Regions from separate parts of the Homo sapiens genome. Here region 1 is linked to region 2. The links are chromatin loops, found by intact Hi-C in ENCODE. Cell type or tissue: MCF 10A. All regions are shown on one strand.

What was found. Hi-C counts contacts between places; a loop is a spot of excess contacts. Peaks named below come from ENCODE experiments on the same cell type or tissue, not always from the same donor. Only the 100,000 strongest peaks of a DNase experiment are listed, where the experiment ranks them.
Region 1: a loop joins it to region 2, with 4 times the contacts of the local background. A loop is called at or near these places in 2 of 110 quality-filtered maps.

Annotation. Positions count from the first base shown.
Region 1 is chr13:46,620,098-46,625,097 of GRCh38, forward strand. The region is part of intron 1 of LRCH1 (leucine rich repeats and calponin homology domain containing 1); the gene reads left to right. Among named protein-coding and RNA genes, the nearest start is that of LRCH1, 69 kb to the left of the region's middle. In MCF 10A, no CTCF peak of the experiment used is centred here; a DNase peak (open chromatin) is centred at 2,914.
Region 2 is chr13:46,490,049-46,495,048 of GRCh38, forward strand. It overlaps LOC124903171 (a long non-coding RNA gene), which reads left to right and starts at 2,788. Exons shown (of 2, transcript XR_007063786.1): 1 at 2,788-2,912; 2 at 2,995-3,220. It also overlaps the pseudogene COX17P1. In MCF 10A, CTCF peaks have their summits at 3,102 (motif pointing right) and 3,303; a DNase peak (open chromatin) is centred at 3,083.

The DNA of each region.
Region 1 (5,000 bases), 130 kb after region 2:
ATTTGACAAGTAGGAAAAGGTATAGAGTCCAAACTCCTTCCCAGGCCTATCCACAGCTACCCAGTGGCCTATCCCCAGGCAACCAGTGTTACCAGTTTCTTGCATATCCTTCTGCATACTACCAATACAAAAGCATGTTATTCTGTAGCCCCAGCTACTTGTGAGGCTGAGGTGGTAGGATCACTCGAGCCGAGGAGCTGGAGGTAGCAGTCAGCTGAGATTGTGCCACTGAACTCCAGCCTAGGTGACAGTAAGAACCTGTCTCAAAAAAAAAAAAAAGCATATAATTTTGTTCTTCTTGTTTTTATGCTGATGAGGACATGCTATGTCCACTGTTCCATGGTATGTGCCTTTATATTCAGTTATTCACTAAAAAAATGAGAAGTATAGAGTAAAATGAAAGTCTGTAGTATTCTCCACTAGAAACAGGTGTGGGGTTCAAGGGAGAGTGTGTATTAATTATTGCAAAACTTCTGGTTAGGTCATTAATCAGAACGGGAGCCATGCAGTGGTGAAGGGCCCTGGCTATGATCTGAAACATTTTTCTGAAGCAGTGTTGAGTTCTGTAACTGAAGTCCATGGGGACTTGCTATTGGCATAACTATATGTGGAAAATTTTGCTTTTTGAGTAGGACATTCCCATGCTTCACATTTAATTTGAATTTTGGTATGACTGTACTAAGTTAACATAGCTTTTCGCATTTTACAGAGACATTGAGTAAATCATTGACTAAAGATAATTAACTCCTTTATATCACATGCTGAAATGTTATGGGGGACATATCATTACCTTTCTTGGCTTATGGAAGAGATGTAATCTAATTCATTGAGTCTGACTGTGTTTAAGCTATTGTTTTGGGTGTCATCGTTGGCTCTTAGAACAGGGACTGGGCCTTAGTCCTTTTCCTTGCTCATACCTGGCCTCCTCCTAGAAGACCCTGCTTTTCATGTTTTATGCCTCAGAACCAAGATGTTTGGGGTCCCAAAGTAGGGATGTGTATGAGCACATTTTTTGATACTTTCATCTTTCTCTTACTCTCTAACATGCGTTCCGCTAGTGTCATGTAAATACAGTGAATCAGATATTTCTCTGCCTGCAAAATGCCTTTTGCCAGTATGTGGGAGGTGTGTTGCAGGTACCACAGTGGATTTTCTGCATCTGTTCATACATCCATCTTTCCCACTTAGCTGTGAGTGGCCTCAGTGCAGAATGGTGCCTTAACTCTAGAGTCTGGTAGGAAATGCCATGCACATTTGTCAAATGAATGGAAATGCAGCTGACTTGCTAGAGCTCAGTTCTGAGTGCAGGGTGCTTGAATGCTATATAATCAAGTTGAGATCTTAGTCTGGGGCAGCAGAAAACAAGAAAAGGTTACTGAGCAGGAGAGTGACAGGCTTTCATTTGTATCTTAATGGGTTAATTGCAGTGGCATTAGAAAAGGGGAGAGATTGGGGTAAGGCATTAGTTGGAAAGCTTTGATAAAGTCTAGGTGAGTCAGGAAGGGGTTCTGCATTGCTTGTTTCCCATTGCTCTAACTAGATTTCTTAGAAAAAAGAAAATCTTACACCAGACTTTTACAGCGTTTGCAACTGAGTAAATTTCACTTTGTAATACCCTGGATATTATACAATTATATAAAGCGCAGTATAATAAGAGAGTTAGTAGCTTCATTGTAATCAGTAAAAATAATTTTTAAGACAATTGTTATTTTTTGTATATTGTATTATAACAAAAAAGAAGTCATCAAGTGGGAGGAGGTGTTGTTTTGAGACGTTTGCTTTCATCTCTTAATCCTGCAGACATTTATCTAGTCCCTTCTCTGTACTCTTAAATGCTAGGGATTTAAAAGACGGATAAGATACAGGCTTATTATGTCTGTGTTCCAGACACTGGACTCCAAACATAAAGCAAACATTACATTATTCTTCCTTATGTAATAGAAATGTTTATGTAAGATTGTGTGTAAATCAGTCTTGAATAAACTGAATTAAATGGAATGTGCCAATAGGAGTTGCTATTTAGAGAAGCCCTGTGATAAAACATTTGTATAATAATATACTTATCTAAACAAGCCCACTAATTTCTATGGGTTTTTTTTTTTTTTCCCCCCAAGGCGAGGTATCCTGTATATTCTGTGTTGATTGAATTCCAGTTGGCCAACCACCTGCCTGGTTAATAGAGTATACCATTAACTTAGTGACACTAGAACCCTGCAAAGGAAATAAGACACAATCTATCGTTGTTCAGTCTCCACTATTAAATAGATTTTCATTCACTTCAGCTTGGGTGGGTGTAATTTGCATCTTTCCTAACAGGCAAGCATCTGCAAGTGTATTGCCTGTAGAAGCTCATTAAAAATCAGTGCAAATCCTGACACTGTCTCTAGAAGCAGGCATTAACTTGCAGAAAGTGGTTTGTATTTCCAGTGTCAGTAGAGCTTCCTCACTCTTTTCCTGCTTCCATGCAAGTTTAGTCCTAAACTAGTACCACTATTTTAGTACAACTAGTACCACTCAAATAATGCTGCTTTTTAAATAAATTCAAGGGGAACTGCTAAGGAACTGAGAACCTGTAAGGTGACAGGAAAAAGGAAATTCTATTTTTTGGGGCTAGTTTGTGTATTGAAAATAATTTTTGCTGAGAATCAAGCTAAGAAAATTACTTGCTAATTTAAACAACATGACAGTCCTCAGAATTTTCCAGCAACAGTTAGGAGCACTGTGATAAAGTTGGCTTTTCTGTTGAGAACGTTTTACCTTTTTGCTTCAGCTTCTTTAAAGAGTTTGAAATTAGTAATTTCAGTAGAGCAGCTTTGCTGTTGCGTCGTACTGCTCAGAGCTTAGTGAGCTGAAGCCTTTTGGGAAAATAGCATTTGGGGAGAGACTCGTGGTGTAATAGCTCATCCCACTGGCACATGTCCCAGAGTAAGCTGGGCTGGAAGCTTTTAGTGTAGTTAAAAGATGCCAGTCTGTCATTTGCATGCACTGTAATTGGGCAAGTGGTTTCAGGCTGAGCTTTACATTATCCTTCCACTGAGAGCAGCTGGTGGTGGGCTGTAGATTCCATATGAGCTGGGGACTTATCATCTGGTGTGTTTAGTGCAATCCTGCCTCATCTTGGGAGCAATTTTTTATTGAATGATAATAATAATGCACAATCTTGGTGAAAGATAATGCTTGTGGTTATTAGAATGTGTAGACTGAGTAGGGGCTTTGGCATAGAGATGGTAATGGTGGGGAAAGACATATTTAATAAAAGGATTGTAATGGGGAGAAAGTAAATATTTTGCAGGATAAGGAAAGCCACAAATATGATTAATTTAAGAGTCTTAAATAAAATGTCTATAAAATGTTAGATTTTTAGTACCAGTAAGGCAAAGTGGCCAATCTCTAGCTTCCTTTATAAAGTCTACTCATCCTTGGAGGGTCGCTTTTTGGTGCTTTTTTTGTTTGTTCAGAGTCAACTTCTTCCTCTAGGGATATGTTTAAGTCTGTCACCTTTCCTTAGGAATTGTGCCAATCTGATCATTTGTTCCACCACTGCTGCCCCGCCCCCTTTTCTTGACTCAAAGAATAATTTGTGTACCCTGTCTCTGTTTTTTTTTTTTTTCTTTTTCTTTTTTTTTTATTATACTTTAAGTTCTAGGGTACATGTGTACAACGTACAGGTTTGTTACATATGTATACATGTGCCATGTTGGTGTGCTGCACCCATTAACTCGTCATCTGCATTAGGTATGTCTCCTAATGCTATCCCTCCCCCCTCCCCATCTCTGTTTTTTATTATTTATTTATTTATCGTTAGAGACAGAGTCTCACTCTGTCACCCAGGCTGGAGTACAGTGGTGCAGTTATAGCTCACTGCAGCCTCAAACTCCTGGGCTCAATCGATCCTCCCGCCTCAGCCTCCTGAGCAGCTAGAAGTGCAGGCACATGCCACCACACCCAGACAATTTTTCTATTTTTTATAGAGATGAGGTCTCTCTATGTTTCCCAGGCTGGTCTTGAACTCCTGGCCTTAAATGATCCTCCTGCCTCAGCCTCCCAAAGTGCTGGGATTATAGGTGTGAGCCACTACACCCAGGCCCTGTTTTTAACTTGCAATACCTTTTCTGCAAGATTGAATTTATATTAGATTATAAAGTTTGTGGACAAAATAGAACACTCCATTATAAAAGCCTCCTTCATTTGTTTTGTTCTCTGGTGTTTGATTTGACTGATGTGGATTTGAGTATGGAAGTGTTCCATGCCTTATTAAGGAAAGCACTTTGGGAATTGGCCAGGGCCCACTTAACTTAGTTTCAGAATGGCAGCACTTTGGCAGTCCTCAGTTTCTCTTATTTCCTAACCCATCCCTACTCATTAAGACGGGGCTATTGCATTCCATTTTCAGGGAATGCTCTTTCATTTTTCGTTGGTGAGAGAACATGAATGCCTCTTAAAATGGTGGTTTGAGCTTGCTGAGAATTTTAGGGGATCCACAGAGTTGAAAAGTCTTACAGGCTATCAGTGAAGCATGGAGGGTTTTCGTTATGAAAATGTCCTGAGATGGGGGGAAGACTGGACAGATGAGGTAGGGGAGCCTCCTTGCAAAGTTAGAATTCAGCTGTTTATACTGGTAACAGAATCTGCTTTAGTAAGGATGAAGCAAAAAGAAAAACGATATTAACACCTTGAGAAAATCTCTGTATTGTGAGCTTAATCCAACAACTCCAACGATGTTAGCTACTTTTTCAAAATACATCTTAGCCCTTGTTACAATAACATTTACTTGTGGAGTGAAATTTTGTATTAGGCAGATTCACTGTAATCAGTAATCTTCCTTCCATTGAGATTCTTCCTGTTACTTTCTTATTTAAAAACCTTCAGTAGCCTGCATCCTCAGGGTTCTGTTTACAGAGACCCTTAACAGTCTATTCAGCCTTACTTCTGCCATTATCCCTACTCTAGGCTGAGTGTTAACCATACCTACCTATGTACATTTGCAGCTGTGCCATTTT
Region 2 (5,000 bases):
CTCAGTAGCCATCTAATTTGGTTACTACCAAGCTTAATTTTTAGTCTTTTTCCAGGAAGCGTTTAGCTCAGTTTCTCTTTCAGATGGTATCAAAAGGGTTAATGCTTCTAAGATGCTTAGTTCAAAGATCTCACTACAAATGTGTTTGTTGACTGCTTCCAAATAAAGATTTAATCCCTTGCTCTGGCAGAAGCAATCCTTTCTATTTCCAGGAAGAAAACAAACACTGTCTGATAGGACTATTGCTTAAAAGCCAGGCAAATCCCACCTGATTAGGATAATGTGTGTGTTAAGATAAAGGAGAAACACCACCACATGCAGCAGTGAAGGGTAGGCGCCAGGCTGTGCTTGGGAAGCTGTGATTGCTATTGGCTCTTTTGGGATACAGAAGTGAGTTGGCCAGAGGGCACTATTAGTTCCCCAATCCGTCAAGGGATATTTGTATCATGAACTGGTATTGAAAGAGATGAAAAGTCAGAGAGTTAAAGCCAGTTACAGGGGTATAAAAGTAATCAAAGGCAATCAGTTCTCCCCCACCCCCACGCTTCCCTTTGGGGTAGATGTTTTCAGAGAACAGCTGCCTCTCAGAAGCAAACAGGCAGAGCTTCCTTTTCCACATTGACAAGAGTCTGAGCCTTGAGCCCCTGACCTTTGGAAATGGGATATATAGAGCATTACAGAAGAGCTTATCTGGAGTGACAGAATTAAAATGACTTCTTAATTTTGAAACCAAGAGAGGGAGAAGGATGAGATGGTCTTGCTGATATGTATAGCACAGTAGGTGCAATCAACTTTAATTTAAAGAAATCGGACGAATTGGCGTTTGCCGAGGCTGGCATAGATTTGGCTGTCTCCGCTCATAGCTGCTTTTGGCGCGAAAGATGCCGGGTCTGGTTGACTCAAACCCTGCCCTGCCTGAGTCTCAGGAGAAGAGGCCGCTGAAGCCCTGCTGCACTTGCCCGGAGACCAAGAAGGCACGCGATGCGTGTATCATCGAGAAAGGAGAAGAACACTGTGGACATCTAATTGAGGCCCACAAGGAATGCATGAGAGCCCTAGGATTTAAAATATGAAATGGTGGTCTGCTGTGTGAATAAATAATTCCTGAAGGATGAAGAAGATTAATTTTGGGAGTTCTTTGATGAACTTTGATATGTGGAAAAAGTATTTATAATTTATTGTAAGAAGAAAGTAAAATATTACTAGTGGAAAAAAAATCATCCATCAAAGACTGTAGCTAATATAAAGAAAAATAAAATAATGTGCAGTGAATTTCACCAGTGTAGACAATTGTCCAGAAAAAGAAAACACAAACTATACTTTGTTTTGTTTGGTTTTTGAGACAGAGTCTTGCTCTGTTGCCCCAGGCTGGAGTGCAGTGTTGTGATATCGGCTCGCTGCAACCTCCACCTCCCGGGTTCAAGAAATTTTCCTGCCTCAGCCTCCAGAGTAGCTGGGATTACAGGTAAGTGCCACCATGCCCAGCTAATTTTTGTATTTTTAGTAGAGACAGCGTTTCACCATGTTGGCCAGGCTGGTCTCAAACTCCTGACCTCAAGTGATCTGCCCATCTTGGCCTCCCAAAGTGCTGGGATTATAGGTGTGAACCACTGCTCCTGGCCGCTACACACAATTTCTTACCTATTTTGTATATGAGGAAATGAAGGCAGAGAGGAGTGAACTGCGTGGCAGAGCATGGATTCCCATGCAGTCTCAAGTGTCCAGATTCCTCCAAAGCACTCTTGCTACTCTGCTGGGCCCATGGGAGTGTGGTTAGTGGTTTTGTTCATTTGTTTTCATGGCATGGGTTTGTTTTTGTTTGTTTTGTTTTGTTTTAGTTGGAAACTGGAAGTGTGGAAGCCTGGTTAGTGATGGCCTCCTGCTGTATGTAAATAATTTTCAACATTTACTAAAATATTTTGTATATGTGTGTGCACGGAGAGCCCACACGTCCAGTGCAGGAATAGAGTTCCCTGCCCAGAGGAAGTACTGCACCACATGATGAACAGTGCATGGGACTGGAGTCAGGGGTCCATATTCCAGTCCGCATGCCATCAATTTTGGGTTGTGTGGCTTAGGGCAAGCAACGTCTCTCTAAGCTCATTTCTTTATCAATACACTGAGTCCTATCATCCTCATATATTTATATGGGAGGAATATCACAGTGCTTTCAGCTCTCTTTAGGTTTCCATTACATTAAGGGGTTAGTTTGACTTACTAAAGCTTTCTAAAAAACATACAGTGGCCATGGAAAATGTATCTTTTTATCTCCTTTTGGTCTAGGGGATCTGCAGACTTCATGGAAGTGATGCTGCCTTTATAGTCTCTGTACCAAATAACAGATCACATAGTGCAGTGAAAAAGGGAGAAGAATCTTGGAGTCCTTGGAGACAACTACTAGTTTTTCACTGTTCTTTGCTTCCATATGATTTTCTGCTTTGCTCTTCAGTTTATAGTAATTCAATCGACATTTACTGCAACTTTGTGCTAAGCATTGGGTGGCTGGGAATATGTAGTTACTTCCTCAAGACCAAAACTCTGTGCTCAAAAGCACAACCATTAGTGACGGATTCGGATAAATACAAAGCAAAGTACAATCAGTTGTCAGCCGTTATAGAGACTGGGAGGAGGTAGAGGCACCAAGAGAGAAATAGACAAATGTTTTTAACCAAGGGGACATGAGGATGAGGAGGACATGAGAGAGAGGAAAATGAAGTTAAATTTGTGGGCTGGATCATGAAGGTCCTTATATGACACATGGATGTGATCTAGCACTATGGAATTATAAAAGGGTTTTAATTCTGATCTCATGTATGTTAATTCTCTTTCTTTAGAGCAACTCCGCAGGACTCAAATACATTCCTGGGTTACCAACAAAGACATCACAACCACCCTGACTACATCTTTGGCAGGTAGGATATTCTGATTTAAAATTGTTTAAAAGCATGGTTAGTATCAGAAGCAATGAGTCTCAAGGAAGCAGTTTTCCTCCAGAGAGAAGCAAGATGCTATTTCCTGGATCCAAATTTCCCAGGACAAAACTTCTTGCATTTCTCTTTTAAAAAATGGAAGACCACAAGAGGGCACCAAACTTCATCTTTCCGGCTGAGAAAACAGCATCTGGGCATTGCAAAGTACAAAATGAAGAGGTGGCCAAAGGAACAAGTTGTTATTGTTTGTCTTTGTTCCCTAATAAAATTAGAAACATATCTTTATATTACTTTGCATGAATGTGAGTATTGATTTATTCTTCAAACTCCAAATCTGGGTTTAAAAACAACAAAACAAAATGATACAGTATTTTCTTTGCAATTGGATTCCCACCCAATATTCAAGGACTGACGAATAAGATAATGAACCATCCTCTTCCTGATACTTGTTTTCAAGGCTGAGCAACCTATAACTGCTGATAGGTGGCTTGTTCATTTATTTATTTATTTATTTATTTGAGATTGATTCTTACTCTGTCACCCAGGCTGGAGTGCAGTGGCACCATCTTGGCTCACTGCAACCTCTGCCTCCCGGGTTCAAGCAATTCTTGTGCCTCAGCCTCTCAAGTAGCTGGGATTACAGGCATGTGCCACCACACCCAACTAATTTTTGTATTTTTAGTAGAGATGGGGTTTCACCATGTTAGCTAGGCTGGTCTCGAACTCCCTACCTCAGGTGATCCGCCCACCTTGGCCTCCCAAAGCCCTGGGAATACAGGCGTGAGCCATTGGACCCAGCCTGTTTATTCCTTTAACAATACTTATTCAGGTTTGGTGATATGCTGGGCAAGTTGCTAGGTGTTAATACAAAGATAAAAAGGCATGGATCTTGGCTGGGTGCTGTGGCTCATGTCTATAATCCCAGCACTTTGGGAGGCCGAGGCGGGTGGATCACCTGAGGTCAGGAGTTCAAGACCAGGCTGGCCAACATGGTGACACTCCGTCTCTACTAAAAATATAGAAAATTTGCCACGTGTGATGGTGCATGTCTGTAATCCCAGCTACTTAGGAGGCTGAGGAAGCAGAATCGCTTGAACCCGGGAGGTGGAGGTTGCTGTGAGCCAAGATTGTGCCATTGTACTCCAGCCTGGCAACAGAGTGAGACTCCATCTCAAAAAAAAAAAAAAAAAAAAAAAAAAAAGACATGGATCTTGGGATCAAGGAGCTTATTGTGAGTAGGGGGTTGGGGAGTCAAGCAGCTGAACAAACAAACAAAAGTGGTCACTGATCTAAGGAAGGCATTTTAATGTTGTAGGAACACCAGAGAATGGCCATGTAACTTATGTATCTCCCATGAAACCTGGGCTGTTAACGCTGTTACGGGAGGAGCAATGGCCTGGGAGCTTAAGGAGCTTAGGTGTTAGTCCTGGCTGGGCCTCCGGCTGTGAGCTTCACCTCCTGGAGCTCAGTTTACTCACCTCTGAATTGACACCATCTTCCCTCCAATCTGTAAAACTTTCTGGCTTCAACATAAAATTGGCCATTTCCATTTCAGTGCAAAGTTTTTTGTTTTTTGTTTATTTTTTATTATGGTGAAATATACATAATGTAAAATTTACCATTTAAACCATCTTAAGTGTACAATTCAGTGGCATTAAGTACTTTCACACTGTTGTGTAGCCATCACCCTCATCCATCACCAGAGCTTTCTATCACCCCAAACTGAAATAACAACTTCATATTCCCCCACCCCTCAGCCCTGACAGCCACCATTCTTCTTTCTGTCTCTATGAATTTGACTACTCTAAGTTCCTCAATAAGTGGAATCATAGAGTAGTTGTCCTTTTGTGTCTAGCTTATTTCACTTAGCATAATGTCTTCAAGGTTGATCCATGTTGTGGGTTGTGTCCACATTTTCTTCCTTTTTATGGTTGAATAATATTCCATTGTATGTGTATGGCAAAGTCATTTTGAAGTGGCTGTTTCAGACCCCACCAATCACATAATGGGAAGAAGGAGAGCCCTAGAAGAGCAAACTTGCTCCCTTCTCTCCAGATCCAGGACAGCCAA